2 separate regions of the Homo sapiens genome follow, and region 2 is linked to region 1. A link is an interaction called in ENCODE POLR2A ChIA-PET data of the cell type or tissue named here. Cell type or tissue: OCI-LY7. All regions are shown on one strand. Links, peaks and the distances in the headings refer to the core of each region. The heading gives the core; the rest is flanking DNA. Region 1 has its middle 65 kb from the start of MRPL46. Region 2 overlaps AEN (apoptosis enhancing nuclease).

Region 1 (7,201 bases), core at 1,341-6,340:
CATCTGAATGCATCCAAGGTGTGAAGGGACAGGTAAGGAGATCCCTCCTTAAGCTCCCCCTAGCTGGGGAGGTGATGTCCTTCAGAAGGATAAAGCAGGAGCCCTCTGAAGTTGCACCCTCTGGGGTGACTGTGTGGCCCAGCTTCCACCCTTGAGGGCTCTGCCCCCATGGCAATTCATGCCCTCCATACAATGAGGGGGGCCTAATCCAGTGCAAGGCCAGGTGCTGGGCCAGGGAGAAAGGACAGAGGAAGCCCCTACTAAGCCTCTCTGAGTAAGTCTCAGTGAATACTCACAACCATCCTATTAGGGTTCTATTATTATCCCATTTTACAGGTGAAGAAACTGAGGTCCTGAGAGGCACAGTGGCTCTCTCGGGTCATCCAGTTGGTAGGCAGCAATGCCCATAGTCCATAGCTTCTGACCCAAGACCAGTATTCTCAGCATCCCACCATGGCCTGAGACGGTGGTCACCATTCTGACTGCAGGAGATGACAACAAACTAGATGCTCCCCTCCAAGGAAGACAGCCCAGTAGGCTCAGAGATAGCCAAGAGAGGAGAAAGGAGGCCTATGGGTTCTAATCCCAGTGGAGCTTAGAAGGATAGCATCTACATCACCCCACTCTGCCAAGTCCCAGCCACCAAGCCAAGAGGAAAATTTTGCTGATGTGGTGTACCTCCCCACATCCGGCCACGGACCAGGGGAACAGATCGAGCTCGCAGACCTAAAGTGCTAGATGAAAGCCCATTAATAAACCTTCTGGCAAGGCCCAACCTTATGTTCAAGGGTGCGCCATTCATAAATCTCTGCAGCGTGGTGCTCAAGCCTCTGCATCACAGCCTGCGGGAAGGGGAGGACCTGAGCAGCCTGCAGAGGAGGCCTAGAGAGGAGCCCCAGGACAGTGTTGAACCCTCCGAGGGTCCTTAGAGCCTGTCCACACCTAAGTGCTTCTCTCCAGACTCAGCAGCAGCAGGAACTGTGGAGGACACCTGGGCTATTCTTATCCAGGGCCCCCAGGTATTTTACACCTGGGAAGTTTCACAGCTCGGGGTTGAGAAATATCCCTGCCTGGAGCTCTGGAACCTCTGGCAGGTGCCAGGCTGGTCTTTTCATCTAGAAAATGGACCAGGTGACAGCCAAGATCCTTGCAACTCCACTATTTTAGGATGCCCATGAAATCCTAATTGTGAGACTCAGTTTCTCTTTTGGAAGGCTAAGGAACAAACATATATGGAATAACCACTGTGATTCAGGTACCCTACACACTCCACCTCAGTGAATCCCTCAATAACCAGCAAGATAAGTCTTGTCATGACTCCCATTTTGCAGAGGTGAAAACTGAGGTTCACAAAAGTAGAATTAACTTCCCCGTGGAGCTATTAAATAACAGACTTAACGGCTCACATCCTTTTGGAACGTGGCAGGATGGAAGTAAACAAAAGTAACACAGAGGTATGATTCAAACTCAGGCTGCCGGGCCAGTAAAGCCCTTTGTTGTCTCCTAACTTCTTCTACACTCATAGTTCTCAACAGGAGCAATGTTGTCCCCCAGGTGACATTTGACATTTTACGTTGTCCCAGCTCGGGAGGAAGAGATGCTACTGGCATCTAGTGCATAGGGGCCAGGAATGCTGGTAAGCATCCTACAGTGCACAGGACAGCCCCACCACAAAGAATTAATTGACCCAAAATGTCGATAGGGCCAAAGTGGACAAACCCTGCCCTAGAGCCCCTGTAGACCGAGCAGACTCGGCCCTGGGCTTCCTGCTGCGCAGCACCTCTCAGGAAGGGCCAGACAGCTGGGGCAGCAATCTCCAAGGTACCCTGTAGAATACTGGGTGGAAACAGCTGTTGTGGGGGATAGGGAATGGGGGTGGGGACTTGTTCAAACAACTTTGGGAAACAACAGATTCTGCGAAACCAAGATGTCTTTAGTGGAGGACTTCTCAGTGTGTTTATTTGTGTGACAGTCAGTTCTAGATGTCAACTTTATTTGTTTGTTTGTTTATTTTAGAGACAGGGTCTCGCCCTGTCACCCAGACTGGAGGCCTCAAACTCCTGGCCTCAAGCAATCCTCCTGCCTCTGCCTCCCAAAGTGCTCAGATTACAGCTGTGACCACCTCACCCAGCTAGATGTCAACTATAAACACAAATCTAGGTGTTGTCATGAAGGTATTTTGTACATGTGATTAAAATTCATAATCAGTTGACTTTACATAAGGGAGATTATCCTAGATAATCTGTCCCCCAGAGGGACTAAGAAGCCTTATCTTATTAGACACAGCTAATAAGCCCCAGTCCCCTGGGAAGGGTGACTTTACATAAGCGAGATTATCCTGGATCATCTGGGTTGGTTTGATTTAATCAGTCTGAAGGCCTTAGGAGCAGAGCTGAGGTTTCCCTGAAGAAGAAATTCTGCCTTCAGACAGCAGCTTCACCCCATGGTCTAGAATTCCAGCCTGACCTTGGGACTTCAGACTTGCCTGGCCAGCCCCCACAATTACATAAACCAATTCCTTGCAATAAATCTCTTAATATGTATTTCCTACTGTTTCTGTGGCTCTAGCTGATCTCTGCCTGATACAGTCTGAATCGTGACCTCCAAGAGTGGAGTATAGATAAGTTTATGACAATTCCCGAACTGATTTGGCCAGTGGGACTTTGAATTTGAGGAGCATCTCACAGGATTCACGTTCAGCAGATGCTTGCTTTCTCTCTCTCTCCAGCAAATACCGATGTAGGCAGACTGAGCAAGTCAATCGTAAAGGAACTTTAGCCCAGCTTTGGAGCCTCATGTCAGGAGTGCAACCATGTGCTCCCACTGTGGGCAGAGGGCCCTCAGTACTACCGTGTTGTCTGACAGTTACACAGTCTTGGATACTCACAAAACACACTCCTCGTATCAGTGCTGGGGTCATGCAGGACTCACTATGGTTGACACCTCTTGTGCCCAGACCTCTGCTCTTGGCCGCTGTCCTAGTCTGTAAAGCAGAGCTAATAAGCCCCAGCCCCTGGAGAAGGGTGTAACGACAAAACAAGATTTATGCAAAGTACCTGGCACACAATGGGTGTTCACCCAGTGCCAACGCCCTCCTCTCTCCTCCCCTTTGACGACAAGCTGTGCTAAAACAGGCCTCCTACTATATAAGGAATAAGCAATGTTTTAAAACCACTCAAAATGTTCAACTGTTGCCAAAAGATGCTACGGAGCTCTCCCTAAGCCCGTGGCCCACCCTAAATGTAACAGGCCCATGTTTACAAACCCAAATCCATGCATCTCAGAGGCTCCCACACATATCCTAGCTGTCCCTCCTCAGAACTCCGTTTGGACAGTCTCTGGCAGCATCACCGGCAGCTGCTGCCTCTCTGGGTGTTCCTGCCACTCAGCCTGGGCCCCCGGCAGCTACTCATGTGTGGGAGAGCAAGACGGAATCAGAAGACCCTTCTGCCACCTGAAGACCGCCAGGGCTCCTGGCTGGAGAGTTCAGGCCAGGGCTCTGGAACCAAGATGTAAGAAACTCCAGCAGCTAAGAGCTGGGGAGCTGAGCATAAGCCATAGCTCTGGCCCCGTCTTTATCTTTCTGTCCTTCACTCTTGTTCTGTGTGCACTCAGACTCACACAGCCGGCCTCTCATCTTCCTACAACTCAGATATCCTGAAACAATCCAATCACACTGAACACAGCCCAGAACCAGGAAGGAACACAGGCTCCTTGACTGGACAGAACATAGGCAGGGCTGATGCTCTAAAGCTCACGCAGCTTGCACAAAGGAGAGCAACACAGCCCTCGCTTGGACCCTATTTATCCTTCCTTACAGCACTGGTTCTCAAACTTTAGGGACATCTGAATCACCAGGACAGCTTGTTAAATACATGGTCCCACCCCCAGAGTTTCTGATTCAGCAGGTCCGGGACGGGGCCCAAGAACTGGCATTTCTGACAAGTTCCCAGGTGGAGCTGCTGCTGCTGGGGTAGGGGCTGCACTTTACAGAGCGCTGCTTTACAGCTTGGATAAGCCAAGCCAACTGAGTCAGTACCTGATTAGAATGGAATCGCTGAGCCTGTGAGTGTTGGGGGCGGGGCAGATGCTGATAGTGGTGAGGCCTGCCAATGCCAGGCTTACTGACAGCTGCAGGAAGTGACAGTTGACAGCCCGAGAGCACAGAAAGAGACAGCAAACTATAAAAAGCAGACATAAGAACTCAAAAAGCAAAGCAGTCTGAAGCCATCTCAGTGCAATAAAATTATTACATACCCCCAAATAAATCCTGAGGAAGCCCTCTCTCTAAGCATCCTACTGGCATGTCAGTCATAGCGAAAGACCCTGAAATATGACGAAAGCGATACTTACGCTGCTTAGGAGGGCAGGGAAATATATAATTAATTTTCTAAAAATCAACATCTAATTTGTTGGCAATAAAATCTTCTGGGTGTTTAATGGATGATAAACTTGGCAATATGGAAGTTTTTTCTCTGTGGACTAATTTATTTACTCAGTTACCTAGAATTTTACTTCGTGTGTACATCTGTCGCGTGCACCTGTGTGTACATGTGCACCCACATGTACACACAAGTATATATTTTGTATAAATGCATTCACTACCACTAATTATTGCTACCCATTCTCAGGTCTCATCTTAAGCACTCTTTAATCCTTAATCATTCTGGCCAAGTTAGGTCCCCAACTGAAGCTCTTTTAGATGGACTATTGCATCTTTAATTGCTCCAACTCTGTCTTCCTCGCCACACTGTGAGGAAATAGGGTCATGACTGCCTGTTTTCCAGCCATTTCCCTAATAGAGTAGAACATAGTAGGTGCTCAGTACATAGATGTGACTGCAGGATTATTCACATACTTGCTGATTTCATGCACTCACCCCCCCCACCCCGCCCCCAACACACACACACGATCTCCATTACAAAGACAAAGAAAATGTAGGTCGAGGAGCATAAGTGCATGCTTGGAGGCAGCCCCACTCTGCAAGCTAGTGTAAGTTGTGCTTATTCCTGTTAGCAAAGGATCTCAGCAGTCCTCTGGAGACAACACGGTCTCTCTCAGCTCCTGGTTTTCATCAGGATTTGCATATTCTGGGCAAGGCGGGGACATGAAGGAGGGTGCACACTCAATTAGATCCTTCCTCTCCAAGTCTCCACCCCTTGACTGTTCCTAATGAAGCCATCTTGTATCCCTCCGTCCCTCACACCCACCACCAATACACACACCCTCTTCATTTTCTCACCAGACTCATCACCCTGAGAAGGTCGGGGCGCTGCACTCTGCCCAGAACACCAGCAGATCGAAAATGAAGCACAAAACCGACTTAAGAAGAGAAAACCGTATTTTCCATAATTGATTCATCTGCCTGTAAATAAAGAGCATTAATGAGAATCAGCCTGAGCTAATCATTAGCAGGAACCCCCTGTGGGCTAGTGGGGGAAGGTGGGGAGAATCGGCTCCTGCCTCACATAGCTGATTGCATTAGTCAAGCAGGATTCAAGGACATTGGAAGACTCCCTGCCACACTCCCCTACCTGATGACCCCATCTTCCTCCCTCTCTGCTCCACTGCAGCCGGTAAGTATATGAATCCACTCCTTGAGAACTCAGCAGAACTTCCTAAGCCCGTGAAGAGCCCCACTAATATAGATGTGCAAGTGTGGAATAATTGAATAGCTGTTGTCACCCATGAAGGTAGCTTTCCTCATTTCTCTTTGGTCCAGATTAAAATGGACTATGATTCTCCCCAAAACTTCCATCCAGAGGTTTTTTTCAAAGGAGAATACAACTTTCTGAGGCAGTCATTTTTCTCATTTATCACTAATATTCCAAAGGCACATTTCCCAGACAGACTTCTTCTCCCTTATCTAAATCAGGATACACTAGATTATGCTGTGGTAACAAACTTCCCAAAATCTCTTGGACTTTCAGTGAAAAAGGATTATTCCCACTCAAGCTGAATATCTGTCATGGGTCAATTATGGTTCTGCCCCAAGAACAGAGCTGAAGGAGCAGCCTCCACAAGAGATGGCTGCCATCACAGCAGAAGAAAAGTGAATATGGCCAAAGCACACGCTGCTTTTACAGCTTTACTGGCTAAAGCAAGTCACATGGTCATGCTTCAGTTCAAAAGGATGGGGACATATAATCCTCCCCTAGGAAAGAGAACTACAGAGAAAAACACCAAATTTGAGTGAATATAATTGACCATAATCCTGGACTTCTCAGACTTTCACTGTCCTTATAAAACATTTATAAAGTCATTACCAACACCCTTCGTCTCGTTGTCACCTCAGTACCGTCATTCTCCATCACCACCACCACTTTCACCAACCTCATCACAACTCCATCGGCATCCTCATCAACGACACGATGTCATCCTTACCACCTGTCTTTACCCGGGTTTCCTGGAGGAGAGAGCCTGCCCAGGGGAGAGGCTCACAGGCTAACGCTTTATTGGAAAACGTTTATCAAGGGAAAAAGAGACTGAGGCAGGGAAAGAGGAAGAGAAAATAAAAGTGAGATGTTTAACAAAAAGGGGCTGTTTCAGAGCAAGTGCAACTGATTGTTCAGTCCTTCAGATCATCTTCTGATCTCAACAGTTCATCTGTTCCCTCTCTTAATAGTTCATTCATGAAGAGAAATGGAAAAATTATTATTTGCTGCCTCTTTACTGGTCCCAGCTCCCACTGATCAAAGTCGACTCTATAAAGTATGTACTCCACTGCTCTTCTATGACATGTCATTTGGTCTCTTCAAGCAACCTCAAGAGAAGCCCAAATTTCTGGGAGTCCAGGGCTCTGGCATAGCTTCCAATCTGGCCTGGTTATACAATACTACCTGCTAGGATCCTCCATCTGTAGCAGTGCTAACAGCAGTGACAACAGTCTGGCTTTAGTGCTGTGGGAACAATAGTGTGAGCTCTTGCTAAGGCTGCTCAACTGGAAAGCAAGGCAAGTGACCAAGACTGAGATAGAAGAATATGTGGCCACATGGACTTGGGGTGGCACACAAATTGAATCCAGTACAGTCCACCCCTTGGGCCTTTCACATCTACCCATAGCCATCTGTAATATATGGATCTCATATCAGAGAAAGACACCTTCCATTCCTCTCCAAGAGGGGAGATGCAAATCCAAGTATTCAAGGTGTTGTCATATGCATTCTCCTAAAAAGACTTAAAGAAGGTGGCTTTGTTCATT
Region 2 (7,201 bases), core at 1,144-6,143, 230 kb after region 1:
GATCCATGCATCTATTGGCCAGGGGTTCTCAGGGCGTGTCTCCTGCCAACCTGATGGGGTGTGGGGTGACCTCCCTGACTCCTCTTTCTGCTCACAGATCCTTAAGCTCCTGAAGGGCAAGGTGGTGGTGGGGCACGCGCTGCACAACGACTTCCAGGCGCTCAAGTATGTCCACCCTCGGAGCCAGACCCGGGATACGACCTATGTCCCAAACTTCCTCAGCGAGCCCGGCCTCCACACCCGGGCCCGGGTCTCTCTAAAGGACCTGGCCCTGCAGCTGCTGCACAAGAAGATCCAGGTGCGTGGTGGGAGAGTGGCTGGAAGGGAGGGAGGCCCGCCTGGCCTCCATGCCACCTGAGCCACAGACAAGGCTTTGGGCTGTGTCTCCAGCCTCCTTGTCATTCTCTTCCCTAGTCCAGGTCCAGGGACCTTGCTTAAATGGGTCTCCCTCCTGTACACGCAGCTCCAGGTGTTTCTCTCCATGATCCTTCTTCCCCAGTGTGTACTGCGATTCTCCCAGAACACATTCTCCTAGGCCGATCTCTTCCAGATCTGTCCCCTCCCTAACTCTTGGTTCTTGCATCCCTGAAGCATGGTCTCCCATCCCCTACTAGCAGACATAGAGCCTTAGATCAGGAGGAGCCAGTACCTCTTGCTCCTGTTGGGCTTCACATTTATTATTCATCTGATCTGCAAGCCTTTGAAGCAAGAGATTTTTAGCATGCCTTATATTTGAGGAAAACAGGCTTGGAGAAGCTGCATGGCTTATGGTGTACAGTTGAGGTTCCATCCCTTTTCTGTGAACCTCCATTCTGAGCATACGTATTCTTGGGCCTGCACAAAGAGCCCTGGGAAACTGGCCTTGCTTCTTGGGGTAACAGGCCTCTCACTAGGCCTGCAGGCAGTGATGTGTTGGCTCTCGTCAGTAGGTGGGCCAGCACGGGCACTCATCAGTAGAAGATGCCACGACAGCCATGGAGCTCTACCGGCTGGTGGAGGTGCAGTGGGAACAGCAGGAGGCCCGCAGCCTCTGGACCTGCCCCGAGGACAGAGAACCTGACAGCAGCACAGACATGGAACAGTACATGGAGGACCAGTACTGGCCCGATGACCTGGCCCACGGCAGCAGAGGAGGAGCCAGGGAGGCACAGGACAGAAGGAATTGAGAAGGGGGCGGGGCTCCCTGGCTGGGCTTCCGGTGTGGCCGGTAGGAAGTGGGGGCCAGGAGAGCAGCGGGCACTCCTTCCTGGGCAGGGTGGGGCAGGATGCAGTGAGCCAGCCCCAGGGCCAGAGGAGTAGGGGTCATCTGTTACCTTGACACCCTCTGCACACAGCATAGCCCTCTCTCTCTCCAGGGCTGTTGGTTCTTTCTTCTGACTCCTGTGGTTTTGCTAATGGCACTTTACAGACTCCATGGAGATGTCAGGTGGACCATCTTCTAGGGCCCAGCAGGAGTAGGGAATGTGCCAACAGACTGCCCAGGTTGCCGTGGCCTTCCCCACCCCCCAGATCTCCTGAGTCATCATGCTGTGCTAATGAAAGGGATCATATCATCCTCTCTGGGGATGGTGGGTGGGGGTGTCAATATCCTGGAGCTCCCTTACCCCAACTCAATGACTTGGGGGTAAAGTTCTCTTCCTTTTGTTGCCTACCTCTTCCTCCACTCATTTGGGTTCAGAATAAACATGTCCTGAAGTTAAAGAGGAGTTAAGTCCTAAAGGAGGCATTTCTTCCCCACCTCCCTGACCTGGAACTCTGGCTACAGCCATTGTAGGAACTCCGTGCCTGGCCTGTCAGCTCCCTGCTAGGCTACAGTGGAATAGCAGAGCCCACAGGCTTCTCGTGGGGAGTTGGCTCCTTAACATTTCTTGGCAACAGAAAGCCCCAGGCACAGCTCAGGGAGGAGGGAAGGCAGGTAAGCTTTGGACGAGAACTGGCATATTTATTTTGACCCAAATCAGGGATTTCCCCAGTCCACCCAGTACTGGGCTCTTAAGCAAAAGTCTGAGAAACAAGACAGTGGTTTGAATTCTGGGGCCTTTGTGTAGGATTGTGCCTGACCTTTATTTATTTATTAACAGCAGGGCCACTCGTCTAGGGCAGTGGAGTCTGCGTGTCTCCTGGGGCTGGGGCAGGGCATTGGCAGTTACGCAGTGGCCCTGAACCTGGTCTGGTGCCCCCGAACCTGGTCTGATGCCCCCTCAGCTCTTTGACAATCACTGTGGCTGTTGGGTTTTCTCCTATTTCTAAAAATGTTCTCTTCTTTCCTAAGTGACAGTTTTGAAGTATTGGATAACCAAGAGCTCAGGTCACACAGACCTTGGAGCCCCATCTTTGCTTGCAGCTTAGCTTTGAGATACTAAGCAAGCGAGGGACTTCACTCTTGAGGCTGTTTTTTCCTCATCTGTAAAGTGGGGATAGTGGTACGGCCTACCTCATAGGGTTGTAATGAGCACTAAATGTGAAGTGCTTGGCACAGTGCCTGGCACATGGTGAGCCACAGCTACTGTGAGTTTCTGTTTATCCCCCTTTTTTTTTTTTAAGCCCATTGTTTATTCTTTGAGAATTTGTTGTAACTTCTTCAGGATAACACCTGAGTCCACAGGCTGAGCAGCTGTGGCCCAGACAGAACTGCTCCGGCTTGGCTGTTCCAGCAGGTGGGGCGCTGGCCTCGGTGAGGGCACAGCAGCAAGGTTCACGGATATCCGTGTGTCTTGTCTGTGGCCACCAGGCACAGGTTTGGCTTCCGGTCAGTGTCCCGACACTGTGCGGGAGGTGACAACAGAGCAAAGCAGCGCAGGGGTCAGGGAGGTACAGACACTGCTGAAATCACACTACCCCACCCTCAGCTGAAGCCCCACGTTCCACAAACTTGGGGTCATAGATTGTCCAGTCACTGGCTCCCTCCCTGTCAGCACAGCACAGAGGAAGGGGCTAACTGAATCTTTTACCACTTCTGGCCTGGCTCCAGAACTTTGTTCTAGATTCCTTAAAAGTCGGTAGCTGATGTCAAACTCAATTGAGCAGTAGCTTTGATCCCTTGGTCTGGGGGTCGAAGGAAGATGGTGCTGTTATCAGCGGGGAAATGTACTATTTAAGATCAGCTTTGTTGTAAAACCATTTGTTCTAGAATAAAACTCAATTGGAAACGTGGGTGAAGTGGCCCTTCCTGTGAATTCTCAAGCTGGGATTGGAGGGTGGCTCATTGGGGGTTTGGGAGGGGGACTGGGGCACTAAGCCTTGCTGGGTGCTTTGGACTTCGAGAAGGCAGTTTTCAAGAGGATGCAGTGGGCTCCAGCAAGAAACTAGCAGAGCTACAGAATTTAGATAATTTATTTCTTATTGCCCTATTACAGAGCACAAGTTTTGTGTTTTGTTTTTTGTTTGAGACAGGGTCTTACTCCTGTTGCCTGGGCTAGAGTGCAGGGTGCAATCATGGCTCACTGCAGCCTCGACTTCCCAGGCTCAGGAGATCCTCCCACGTTGGCCTCCCAAGTAGCTGGGATGACAGGCATGCGCCACCCCGCCCAGCTAATTTTTTTGGTATTTTTAGTAGAGACGGGGTTTCACCATGTTAGCCAGGCTGGTCTCAAACTCCTGGACTCAAGGAATCCACTCACCTCGGTCTCCCAAAGTGCTGGGATTACAAACAGGAGCCATCGCACCTGGCCATATTTGTTTTAACTTTTTTGTTTCTCCCTGAAGCTATGTACTCACTTAAAAAAAGTTTTTAATTGTAGTAGAATACACATAGAAAATTTACTATGTTAACTACTTTTAGTGTACAGTTCAATAGTGTTATGTCTGTATCCACATTGCTGTGCAACAGATCTCGAACTCTTTCATCTTGTGAAACTGACACTTTCCATTTCCCCCTTTTTTCTTTTATTCCTTTTTTTTCTTGAGACAGAGTTTCACTCTTGTTGCCCAGGCTGGAGTGCAATGGCGTGATCTTGGCTTACCACAACCTCCACTTGCCGAGTTCAAGCAATTCTCCTGCCTCAGCCTCTCGAGTAGCTGGGATTACAGGCATGCGCCACCACGGCCGGCTAATTTTGTATTTTTAGTAGAGACAGGGTTTCTCCATGTTGGTCAGGCTGGTCTCGAACTCCCGACCTCAGGTGATCCCCCTGCCTCAGCCTCCCAAAGTGCTGGGATTACAAGTGTGAGCCACCGCGCCCAGCAATTTCCCCCTTTTTTCAACCCCTGGCAACTACCATTCTACTTTCTACTTCTATGAATTTGACTAGATAGCTGATACAGGTGGAATCATACAGTATTTGTCACTTTGTGACGAGCTTATTTCACTTAGCACAGTGTCGTCATCCATGTTGTGGCATGTGTCAGAATTTTATTTTTTAAGAGACTCTTGCCCAGGCTGGACTCAAACTCCTGGGCTCAAGTTATCCTCTTGTCTCGGCCTCCTAAGTAGCTGGGACTACAGGCATGTGCCCCCATGCCTGGCAACTATTTTTTTTATTTTTTTTTTTAGAGACGGGGTCTCATTATGTTGCCCGGGCTGGTCTTGAATTCCTGGCCTCAAGTGATCCTCCTGCTTTGGCCTCCCAGCATGCTGGGATTACAGGAGTGAGCCACTGCACCTGGCTAGAATTTTCTTTTTAAGGCTGAATGATCTTTTGTATGTATATACCATGCTTTGTTTATCCATTCATCTGTCAGTCAACAATACTTAGGTTACTTCCCCCCTTGGCTGTTGTGAATAATGCAGCTATGAACATGCTGAAAGTGCTCCCAAGTGTACAAATACCTCTCCAAGACCCTCCTTTCAATTTATTTGAATATATACCCAGCAGGGGAATTGCTGGATTATATGGTAATTTTTTTTTTTTTTTTTTTTTTTTTTTTTTTGAGACAGAGTCTCACTCTTGTCATCTAGGCTGGAGTGCAATGGCGCGATCTTGGCTCACTGCAACATCTGCCTACTGGGTTCAAGCTATTCCCCTGTCTCAGCCTTCCAAGTAGATGGAATTACAGGCGCATGCCACCACGCCTGGCTAATTTTTATATTTTTAGTAGAGACGGGGTTTCACCATGTTGGCCAGGCTGGTCTGGAACTCCTGACCTCAGGTGATCCACCCGCCTCGGCCTTCCGAAGTGCTGGGATTACAGGCGTGAGCCACCGCGCCTGGCCTATAGTTTTTTTTGAGGAACTGCTGTGCTGTTTTCTTTAGTAGCTGTACCATTTTACATTCCCACCAACAGTGAACAAGGGTTTCAGTTTCTCCACGTCCTTGCCAACATTTTTTTCTGTTTTTCCATAGCAGCCATCCTAATGGGTATGAGATGATGTGGTTTGGATTTGCATTTCCCTAATCATTAGTAATATTGAGCATCTTCTTACATGCTTTTTGGTATACAGTTCCTTTTTAACTAATTTTCTTAACATGTGTTTTGTAATATGTATCAGCATAGTTTTACATGTATTAAACCACATGAAATTGCTAATATTCTAGTTTTTTGCTTTTCGTTTTTGTTTTTGAGACAGGGTTTCACTTGTCACCCAAGCTGGAGTACAGTGGTACAGTCTTGGCTCACTGCAACCTCAACCTCCCAGGCTCAAGTGATCCTCCAGCCTAAGCCTCCCAAGTATAATAGCTGGGACTACAGGTGCATGTCACCATACCTGGCTGATTTTTTACATTTTTAGTAGAGACGAGGTCTTCTATGTTGCCCAGGCTGGTCTTGAACCCTTGGGCTCATGGGATCTGCCCACCTTGGCCTCCCAAAGTGCTGGGATTACAGGCGTGAGCCACCGTGCCCGGCCACACTGTTTCTTATGGTTCAACCTTTAGTATATACAGTTGACCCTTGAACAACATAGGGATTGGGTGTTGACTCCCCACACAGTCAAAAATGTGCATGTAACTTGATTCCCCAAAAATTCAACTAATAGCCTACTTTTGATTGGAAGCCTTACTGATAACAGGTAGCCAAATAACACATATTTTATATGTCATATGTATTATATACTGTATTCTTATAATCAAGTAAGTGAGAGAAAAAATGATAAGGAAGATAAAATATATTTACTGTATTTATCGGTATTGTAAGGTTTTTACTGTATTTACATATGAGATGAAACATCTGTCTGAAATGGCAGCAACCACAGCTGTGGACTTCAATCTGTGGTACATATCAAGCAATTCAGCTTTTTCTTGTAATGTCACGACTTGTTTTCTGCTTCTTGGGAGCACTTCCAGCATCAGTAGTGGCACTTCATATGGGTCCCATGGTGGGATTCAAGGTTTACAGTATTGCACTAAGCATGATGAAAAATACCACAAAAACTGCAAGAAATCACTTTTTCCATCTTACTGGGATACCAGATGTCCTGGATATGAACTGCTGAAGCGGGGATGGGTAGTGTCACACACGTTTTAAGCAGATACTTGCAGCGCTTGAGCTCACTACAGTAACAACAGGAAGTGGCTACATTAACAGCACACTGTGTACTATAGTTAATTTTATGCAGTTACGGTTTCAGACTGCATCCCGACATTGGTTTACATTTCTCTTGACTGAGAATGGTGCCACGTGTGGTCTGTAAGTAGGTAAGTTTTGTTAAGTTTTACCTTTTAATAATAGATGTGCATATTTTATGGTAGTAAGTGATAAAATAGACTAGTATTTACATGTATTTTATACATTCATGACATAAGTAGCTTCTTAATTTCTTTGATATTTCTAGGCTGTGCAATTCATCTGAGTTTTTTCAAATTGTTGAAAAATCTCTCCCAAAATTTCCAATATATTTATTGAAAAAAAATCTGCATGTAAGTGGACCTGTGCAGTTCAAGCCCATGTTGTTCAAGGGCCAACCACAATTTAGGAATACACATACACATTTTAGGCGTACATGCCCAGCAGGACTGGAGATGGCTGGACTGGGAGAGCGTGTCCCTTGTGGGGAGAGGGGCCTCTCGCCCTCCAGTGTGAGTTGTCTCAGCCTGAGGCCAGTGCTGTGGATCCAGAGAGGGCCACAGAGTGGCCGACTTGTACCTGTTATGGTCATTACAGGTGGTCAGCTGTAGCTGGATGTGTGCCTTGAAAGGCTGACAAGTTTGCCCTGAGTGACTCACCTACTGTCACCTGATCCAACAAGATTTGTGGGCGTAGCCTGCCGATGGGTGACGCCAGTTAAAGGTAGAGCGTCGGCACCGGGAAACCCTGGCTGGGGTCG

The links. Peaks named below come from ENCODE experiments on the same cell type or tissue, not always from the same donor. Only the 100,000 strongest peaks of a DNase experiment are listed, where the experiment ranks them.
Region 2: POLR2A ChIA-PET joins it to region 1 with 5 read pairs; 1 of 35 experiments calls an interaction of 5 or more read pairs at or near these places.

The regions. Positions count from the first base shown.
Region 1 is chr15:88,398,473-88,405,673 of GRCh38, forward strand. No RefSeq gene overlaps it. Among named protein-coding and RNA genes, the nearest start is that of MRPL46, 65 kb to the right of the region's middle. RefSeq lists an enhancer at 1,700-4,788. In OCI-LY7, for the core only: no CTCF peak of the experiment used is centred there; DNase peaks (open chromatin) are centred at 3,059, 3,379, 4,109 and 5,049; H3K4me3 peaks cover 4,002 bases; H3K27ac peaks cover 4,859 bases.
Region 2 is chr15:88,629,129-88,636,329 of GRCh38, forward strand. AEN (apoptosis enhancing nuclease) reads left to right here. Exons shown (of 4, transcript NM_022767.4): 3 at 98-298; 4 at 930-3,153. The coding sequence ends at 1,166. It also overlaps a transcript of ISG20 not described here. Among named protein-coding and RNA genes, the nearest start is that of ISG20, 6.3 kb to the right of the region's middle. RefSeq lists an enhancer at 6,990-7,201. In OCI-LY7, for the core only: a CTCF peak has its summit at 3,092; no DNase peak of the experiment used is centred there; H3K4me3 peaks cover 206 bases; H3K27ac peaks cover 2,561 bases.